Regions from separate parts of the Homo sapiens genome. Here region 2 is linked to region 1. Evidence: read pairs that join two places in POLR2A ChIA-PET (ENCODE). Cell type or tissue: Panc1. All regions are shown on one strand.

The links. ChIA-PET counts read pairs that join two places held together with the same protein. Peaks named below come from ENCODE experiments on the same cell type or tissue, not always from the same donor. Only the 100,000 strongest peaks of a DNase experiment are listed, where the experiment ranks them.
Region 2: POLR2A ChIA-PET joins it to region 1 with 6 read pairs; 13 of 35 experiments call an interaction of 5 or more read pairs at or near these places.

The regions. Positions count from the first base shown.
Region 1 is chr1:25,920,572-25,924,571 of GRCh38, forward strand. No RefSeq gene overlaps it. Among named protein-coding and RNA genes, the nearest start is that of MIR3917, 16 kb to the left of the region's middle. In Panc1, no CTCF peak of the experiment used is centred here; no DNase peak of the experiment used is centred here; H3K4me3 peaks cover 1,580 bases; H3K27ac peaks cover 2,264 bases.
Region 2 is chr1:26,003,024-26,007,023 of GRCh38, forward strand. It overlaps LOC124900433. Among named protein-coding and RNA genes, the nearest start is that of PAFAH2, 7.0 kb to the left of the region's middle. In Panc1, no CTCF peak of the experiment used is centred here; no DNase peak of the experiment used is centred here.

The DNA.
Region 1 (4,000 bases):
TGTAATCCCAGCACTTTGGGAGGCTGAGGCAGGCGGATCACGAGGTCAGGAGTTCGAGACCAGCGTGGCCAGCATGATGAAACCCCATCTCTACTAAAAATACACAAATTAGCCAGGCATGATGGCACACACCTGTAATCCCAGCACCTCTGGAGGTTGAGGCAGGAGAATCACTTAAACCCGGGAGGTGGAGGTTGCAGTGAGCCGAGATTGTACCACTGTACTCCAGCCTGGGCGACAGAGTGAGACTGTGTCTCAAATAAAAACAAATTTCTGAATAACCTGCCCCTTAATTTGCATGTAATTAAAAGTGGATATAAATGAAACTGCAGAACTGCCCCTGAGCTGCTAGACTCCACTCTCTCCTCAGTGGGAACAGTCACGGAGCTGTAACACTGCTGCCTCAATAAAGCTGTTTTCTTCTACCACTAGTTCACCCTTGAATTCTTTCCTGGTGGAAGCCAAGAACTTTCCCCAGTGGAGCGCCAGTGTTGAGGCTCCCCTGCCCTGCAAAATGTGTAAGCCCTTTGGGGTTGGGCGGGGAGCTAGGACTTTAAGGATGACCATCTAGAATCACAACATTGCAGGTTCTTTGAGCTGAGGGACCTGATGGGTCACACAGTCACTCTTGAATCCCTTCCCTGCATGTTGAAAAACTAAAAACCCAAAAAGTACAAAGAAGAAAATAACAATTATTCATATTTCCTATCACCTGGAATTAAACCACTGTTTACATTTTGACATACTTGTCTCCAGTATTTCATGAACATGCAGCTTAAAATTCCTTAAGTAATATATTAATGTACTGCCATTTTTATTTTATTTATTTATTTATTTATTTATTTATTGAGACAGAGTCTCGCTGCGTCACCCAGGCTGGATGGCAGTGGCGCGATCTCAGCTCACTGCAACCCCCGCCTCCTGGGTTCAAGCGATTATCTTGCCTCAGCCTCCCGAGTGACTGGGACTACAGGCGCCACCACGCCCGGCTAATTTTTGTATTTTTAGTAGAGATGGGGTTTCACTATGTTAGCCAGGTTGGTCTTGAACGCCTGACCTCGTGATCTGCCTGCCTTGGCCTCCCAAAGTGCTGGGATTACAGGGGTGAGTCACTGCACCCGGCTCTCATTTTAAAAAATAAAATTAGAATATTACAAAGAAAGCTGAAGTTGCCTCTCATCTCCACTTGCTATCCCAACTCCCCGCCCCTCTCTCCAGAGACAGCCACTCAGATGAATTAGGAGTGAACTGGAACTGAACTGAAAAGAACTGAATTGAAAATAATTTTTCAGTTATTTTTTAAAAAATGCTTTTATGTTCTGTTTGAATGTAATCACAGAAAATCCACAGTTCTGCTTAACATGTTACAAAAATTGTATTATATTGTATGCATTATTGTGCAACTTTCTACTTTTACTTAATATATTTTAGAGCTCTATCCATTTCTCTGCATGCATAGATCTGGCTTATTCCTTCTGTGATGCAGTGACCCGTTATGTAGATAGACCCCATTGTATTCATTCATTCCCTATGGACAGCCCTTGAGCTCTTTTCAGTGGTTTGTTATTAGATATGGTCCCGCAAGAGACAGCCTTCCTGAGTACATGTGCAAATATTTTTCTAGGGTAGAGACCAAGACATAGGATTATCTGGCACATGTCATGAATATTTCCAGTTTAAAGACAAATCCAGAGAATGCATTTCCCCATAACCTCACCAATATTTGCCATTGTCTAATTTTATTCCTTCCTTGCATTTTTGTAGCTGAAAAGACCGAGGCCTGAGGCTGGGTCACAGAGTGGGTTAGGTTCAGGGTCAAGACTAGACCCCACATCGCTTGGGGAAAGGAAAGGCCACGGTGTGAGAGGGAGTTGGCGGGGAGGGAATGGCTGAAATTAAACATGGTGATTATCCCACCATCAGTGGAAGTTATCCAGCAGCAGTGGACATGACTGCGAATCCTCCAGAAAATGGCTTCGCTGCGCTCCACGGATCTGCTCTCCCACCCCACCTGCGGCTTGCACAGCGACACACAAGCGTTGTGATTGGCTCTTCCTTGGCTGAGACAAGGGTGGGGACCGAAATGGCGTCTCTAACAGCTGATTTTTCAGGGCAGCAGCTCTGTGCTAGGAGAAGAGAAGGCCGGGCTCACTGGCGGTGCGGAGCCCGCCAGGGCCAATCCGCATCCGGGCGGAGGTGCAAGCCCGACCGCAGTACTGACACGTGCCGCGACGTCCCCTCCCGGCAGCTCGCGGGGACCTGGGAGCGGGTGGGGTCTCTGGCTGGCGGGGAGCCAGGGCTGCGGGAAACCGCACGAGGTCGCGTTCGCGAGTGGCGGAGAAGCCCAGACCCCCGGGCGCACGCGGCCGCGCCCACCCAGGTCGCTGGGAGGTGCCCGCCCGGGAGGCGCCGCGGCCAGTGCCTGCCGTTAGCTTCAGGAAGAACTAGGATTGAGTAAGAAACGACTAGGGATGGAAGCACTTGGCACTCCGGGTCTCGGAGCAGGCTGGGGACGCCCGCGGCAGGAACCTGGTCCTCCACTCCGGGTGCGGACCAAAGTCTGCTAGGGCTTCCCCGAAGTGGATTCAGTGACTCGGGAGAGGACCCAGCCCCTAGGCCCCATCCCCGGTTAAGGGCCAGTCTTGGTCTGGGTGTTTCTCTCCGGGAGCTGGTCGCAGGTTTCCGTTTTCCTCTTCAAGGAAGGAAAGACCAGCGAGAGAATTCGAGGGAAAGAACAAAAGCCGCCGGCACCGCCCAGCCCAATTTTTGGAGCCTGGGAGGCTGGCTCCCTTCCTCTGACCGCTGGGACGACTCGGAGGGCTGGCGCTTTTTCCTTCACCACCATTTCTTCCCAGCGACCAACTTTTGAGTCCTTGCTGTGTGCCAAGCACTTCACTGAGTGTCATATCTCACTTCCTCCCCACGACAATTGTAAGACATGACAGGCTTGGAAAGGAGAAGTCATTTGCCAAGGTCACGCGTGGAAAAAACGAGGGCTAGGAAATTCAGATCCTGGGTTTTAAATATTTTTGTATTAGAAAGGGTCTAAAAGTTAAATATTTGCAAACCTTTGCTAATCTTTCACAGATCCTTTTGAAATAATGACTATTGAGAATAAACCCTGCAGACATCTCCATACCGTTTTGTGTGTGTGTGTGTGTGTGTGTGTGTGTGTGTGTGTTTTAACTTGTCAGCCAGGCAGGTCCGTGGGAGGAGGGAGCAGCGCGCGAATGAGAGTGTAAACAGGTAACGAACACTTTTCTGGAAAGCAGTAGTGCCATTTCTATCGAGAGCTTTAAAAACTGTGCGTATCCTCTACTCGGGAAATGGCCACCCTCTGTGGAGATAGCAATAGTTTTCCACATGTAAAATCCCTGGGACCCAGCAATTCCTTTTAAGGGAATCCATTGTAGAGATGGGTGTGCTTGCACATATACAAAATGGCATACACACGTAAGGACGTTCATGACTGCACTGTTTCAGGAGCGAAGGATGAAAAACAACCCAGAAATGTATCAATAGAATTGATTAATTTAATCTGGCACTTCCATTTAAAGGAATTCTATGCAATATTTTAAGAAAATAAGGCAGTTCTCTATTTTATGTATAGAGCAATCATCAAGAAATATTAAGCAAAAAGAGGAAAGTGCAAAAGTATCTGATGTGCTACTGTTTCTATATGAAAAAGGGATCTATATTTTAAAATATATATATTTAAATATATAGATTCCCCCATAAGAAATATACACATGAAGAAAACAGGCAACCACATTGCCTTTAAGAAGAAAAACCTAACTATCACACTAGCCTTTAAGTGAAAAAAAAAAAAAAGAAAGAAAAAAGCAAAAAAAAAAGAAGGAATCACTGCTAAACGACCAAGCAGGAGAATTATTATTCTTATTGTGTAACCTTTAGTACCTTTGGAATTGTGTGCCATGTTTACATAACAACAATTCGAAATTCAACTTAAAAAAATAAATTCCCTGCCTCTAGACCCAGT
Region 2 (4,000 bases), 82 kb after region 1:
GCCAAGGTCGCGTCACTGCACTCCAGCCTGGGCGACAGAGTGAGACCCTGTCTCAAAAAAAAAAAAAAAAGTATTGAGCACTTAGTATGTCCCAGGCATTATGCTTGGCACTGCATATAAAGCAGTGAATAAGAGGGACCAATTCCCTGCTCACACGGTGCTTTCATTCTAGTGAGGAGAGACAGAGTTAAACAAACAAACAGGTGGAGCGTGGTGGCTCACGCCTGTAATCCCAGCACTTTGAGAAGCTGAGGCAGGTGGATCACTTGAGGCCTGGAGTTTGAGACTGGCCTGGGCAACATAGTGAGACCCTGCCTTATAAAAAATTAAAAAAGAAAATAGCTGGGCGTGGTAGTGCATGCCTGTAGTCCTAATTACTACAAGGCTGAAGTGGGAGGACAATTTGAGCCTAGGAGTTTGAAGCTGCAGTGAGCTACGATTGCGACACCGCATTGCAGCCTGGGTGACAGAGTGAGACCTTGTCTCTAAAGCAAAAACAAAAACAAAACTCCAAACAAACACATAACCAAGATAATTATATACTATGTTAAATGCTTCACAGGAAGTAGGATACTGCTTTGGTGGAGAATGAAGGGAGTGAGCTACTCTCAATAGGGTGGGAGGGAAGGATTCTCTGAGGAGCTGGCATCTGAGCTGAGCCCAAGCATACCTACCATTTATTGATTATCTCCTATGTGTCAGCCATGTCATTAGGTAACTTTCAAATACTTTACATTTAATCTTCCTGTGAAGTATGTCATGTCTTTTCCATTTTTCAGATGAGAAAACAGAGGCTCAAAGAGGTAACAGCGGACAGTGTTGACACCTGCCTCATAGCCCCTCATCCCTTCTCTGAGTTCCCTTGCCAGTGTGGTAGTTTTCAGCATGCTCAGGGCTCCACCACACAAGAGCCTGCTTCTCTTGGCTTCCTTGCCTGAGAGCTTTCTTAAGTATCTATGAACCAGGAGGAACAGGCGTGTTATGTATCCCAAGGGCAACCTTCAACCATCAAGAGAGTTGGTGCCTAAATGCCCAACCTCCTCATCTTCACATAGGAGAGTCTTTTCTTTTTCTTTCTTTCTTTCCTCTCCTTCCTTTCTTTCTCTTTCTTTCTTCTTTCTTTCTCTCTCTCTTTTTTTTCCACTTCCCCTTCTTCTTCCCCTTCCTTCCCCTCCCCTCCGCTTCCCTCCCCTCCCCTTCCCTCCCCTCCCTTCCCCACCCTTCCTTTCCCTTTAAATTAAGAAACAGGGTCTGGCTCTGTCGCCCAGGCTGGAGTGCAGTGGCACAAATATTGCTCACTGCAGCCTCAAACTCCTGGGCTCAAGCGATCTCCCCATCAAATAGGATGATTTCACACTGTCTCTCAGAAGGTCTCCAGCAGAACTGCGCCCAGGTGCTCCTGGCAGCAACCCGCACATTCACGCACCCTTTATTACCTTTTCTCTTCCCGGTCTTACTTTCTCCATGCCCTTCTTCTGCTTCCTGAAATTACCTCCACAATTTAGTTCCAGCACCTGAGTCTCAGGATCTGCTGATGGGAGAACTCAAGCTAAGACTAAGTGACTTGCCCAAGGCCACCCAACCTAGTGGCAGAACTGAAATGTGCAGCCAGGTCTGCCTGGATCACATTTCACAATCCTCACTGCTGCACCCCATGACAGTAAGCCTGAGATGGAGCTAAGCCTTTTATTTTATTTTATATATATATACATATATATATATATATATATATATATATATATATATATATATATATGGAATAGTTTTTTCTTTCCAACTTTTAAGTTTAAGGGGTACATTTGGAGCCTAAGCTTTTTAGTCTGGCTCAAGGCCCTTCACATCCTGACCCTAGCTGATCTTTTTTGACTTATCTCCCACCTCCTCATTCTTGGTCACCCCTTGCTCCAGGGACAGCAAACTGCTTGGGAACATAACGTTCTCCAACCCTGCCATGCCCTGTCACCCCTGCATATCTTTGCAAATGCTGTCTTTTCTGCCAAAATATGGGTTGAATCTGTGTGGTCCAGACAATAACCACCCTGGCCCCACTCCACCCAAAGAATGCCAAATGCCAGTGTCCAGCCCTGGGAAGGAACATGTTTGTGCCAAGTGCTCGGCACATCTGAGCTCATTCAGTTTGCACAATGATTCTGAGAGGTCAGTAGCTCCACCCTCAGTTTGCAGGTTCGGAAACCAAGGTACGCAAAGGCCAGGTGACTTACCCAAGGTCTTACAGTTAATGGCTGGCAAAACCAGGATTAAACTCAGATTTCCCTGTTCTGCCACCATACCTTGATGCCTGGCTGGAGGGAAGGGATGGGAACTGGGTTTTCTGAGGCTGCTCTCACATTCCCTGTCTGCCAAGCCTAAGTGTAGAGATGGGGGGCATCTGCCAAGGCAGCTGCCAGAGCCCTAGCTAGGTGGAGAAGGGACTACGGAGCCCAGAAGGAGGCCAGGCTGAGGGGGCTTCCTGCAAGGAAAAGAGCTGGTCATCCTGCTCACTCCTACCTGGGAGGGGGAAGCATTACCCTTTCTGCTTTCTGGCTCCTTCCAGGCCTTTGGGAGTTTACTTGGCCTCAACAATGTCCTGCTTCCCAGAATCTCTCATCAAAAATGATTCTTGGAAACTGGGCCAGTTCGGGGATGCCTAGAGGCCAAGGCAGGGCTGAATTCCTGCTCTTAATGTTCTCTTCCTGGCTCCCAGCATTGTTATCATCAAGTCTATCAAATGCCTGGTAAAGGGTTGCCAGCCTGCAGAACATGAGATGATTTGGTGAGCACCAAGTTCTCAGTAGTTTTGGAGAAATTGGATGGGGTTGCAATGGGAGTGGGGGTGGAAACCTTGCCAGCAATATCGTGCCAATCTCTGCTTAAAATTTCTAGGGATACTGCTTAGCCTGACATAGCACTGGTTTTGGGTACAGGGGCAGGGCAGAGAGGTTGGCAGCAGATGGGGTGCAGCATGTGTAGTAGGGTAGGGTGTTCTTAGGTCCCCAGGGGAGTGTTTTCCTTCCATGATCAGATCCCATTGTAGGCGGCAATGCCTGCTGTGAGCCTAAGAAAATTATACAAACATGGCAGGTAAGGTGGGGTCAGGGGACCCAGGGTGGGGGCAGGAGTGGTGAGGGGCAGTGGGCAAGGCTGGAGGGGAGGGAGGTATAGAGAGGCCTCTGCTGCAATAACTGTGAGCCCTGGCCAGTGATGAAGTCACCATTAGTGCAGTCTGAGTTCTGGGAACCAGGTGATGGAGTGTGTTCCAAGAATGGACTGAGGGCCGGGTGCAGTGGCTCATGCCTGTAATCCCAGCACTTTGGGAGGCTGAGGCGGGTGGATCACCTGAGATCAGGAGTTGGAGACCAGCCTGGCCAACGTGCTGAAACCCCATCTCTACTAAAAATACAAAAAAATTAGTCCGGCATGTTGGCACCTACCTGTAATCCCAGCTACTCGGGAGGCTGAGGCAGGAGAAATCGCTTGAACCCGGGAGGCGGAGCTTGCAGTGAGCCGAGATTGCGCCATTGCACTCTAGCCTGGGCGACAGAGTGAGATTCTGTCTCAAAAATAAATAAATAAATAAATAAATAATAAAAAGAATGAACTGAGGCCAGGCAAAATAAGATAAGAAAAAATAAAATAAAATAAAATCCCTCTGGGATTGCTTGCGCCTCCACAACAGAAGTTGCAGGCCTTACAGAAGCCCTTCAAGATCTGGATCAATTTCCCTCAGCCAGGCAGATTCACACCCCCTTCACATCCAACGTGACCAGCCGGTCCCTCGACACACATGCGCTCAGCCACCTCCACGCATTTCATACCCAACGTGACCAGCTGGTCCCTTGACACGTGCGCTCAGCCACCTCCATGCATTTCACACCCAACGTGACCAGCCGGTCCCTAAACACATTTCACACCTAACGTGATCAGCCGGTCCCTAGACACATTTCACACCTAACGTGATCAGCCGGTCCCTAGACACCCATGCGCTCAGCCCCTTTCGTGC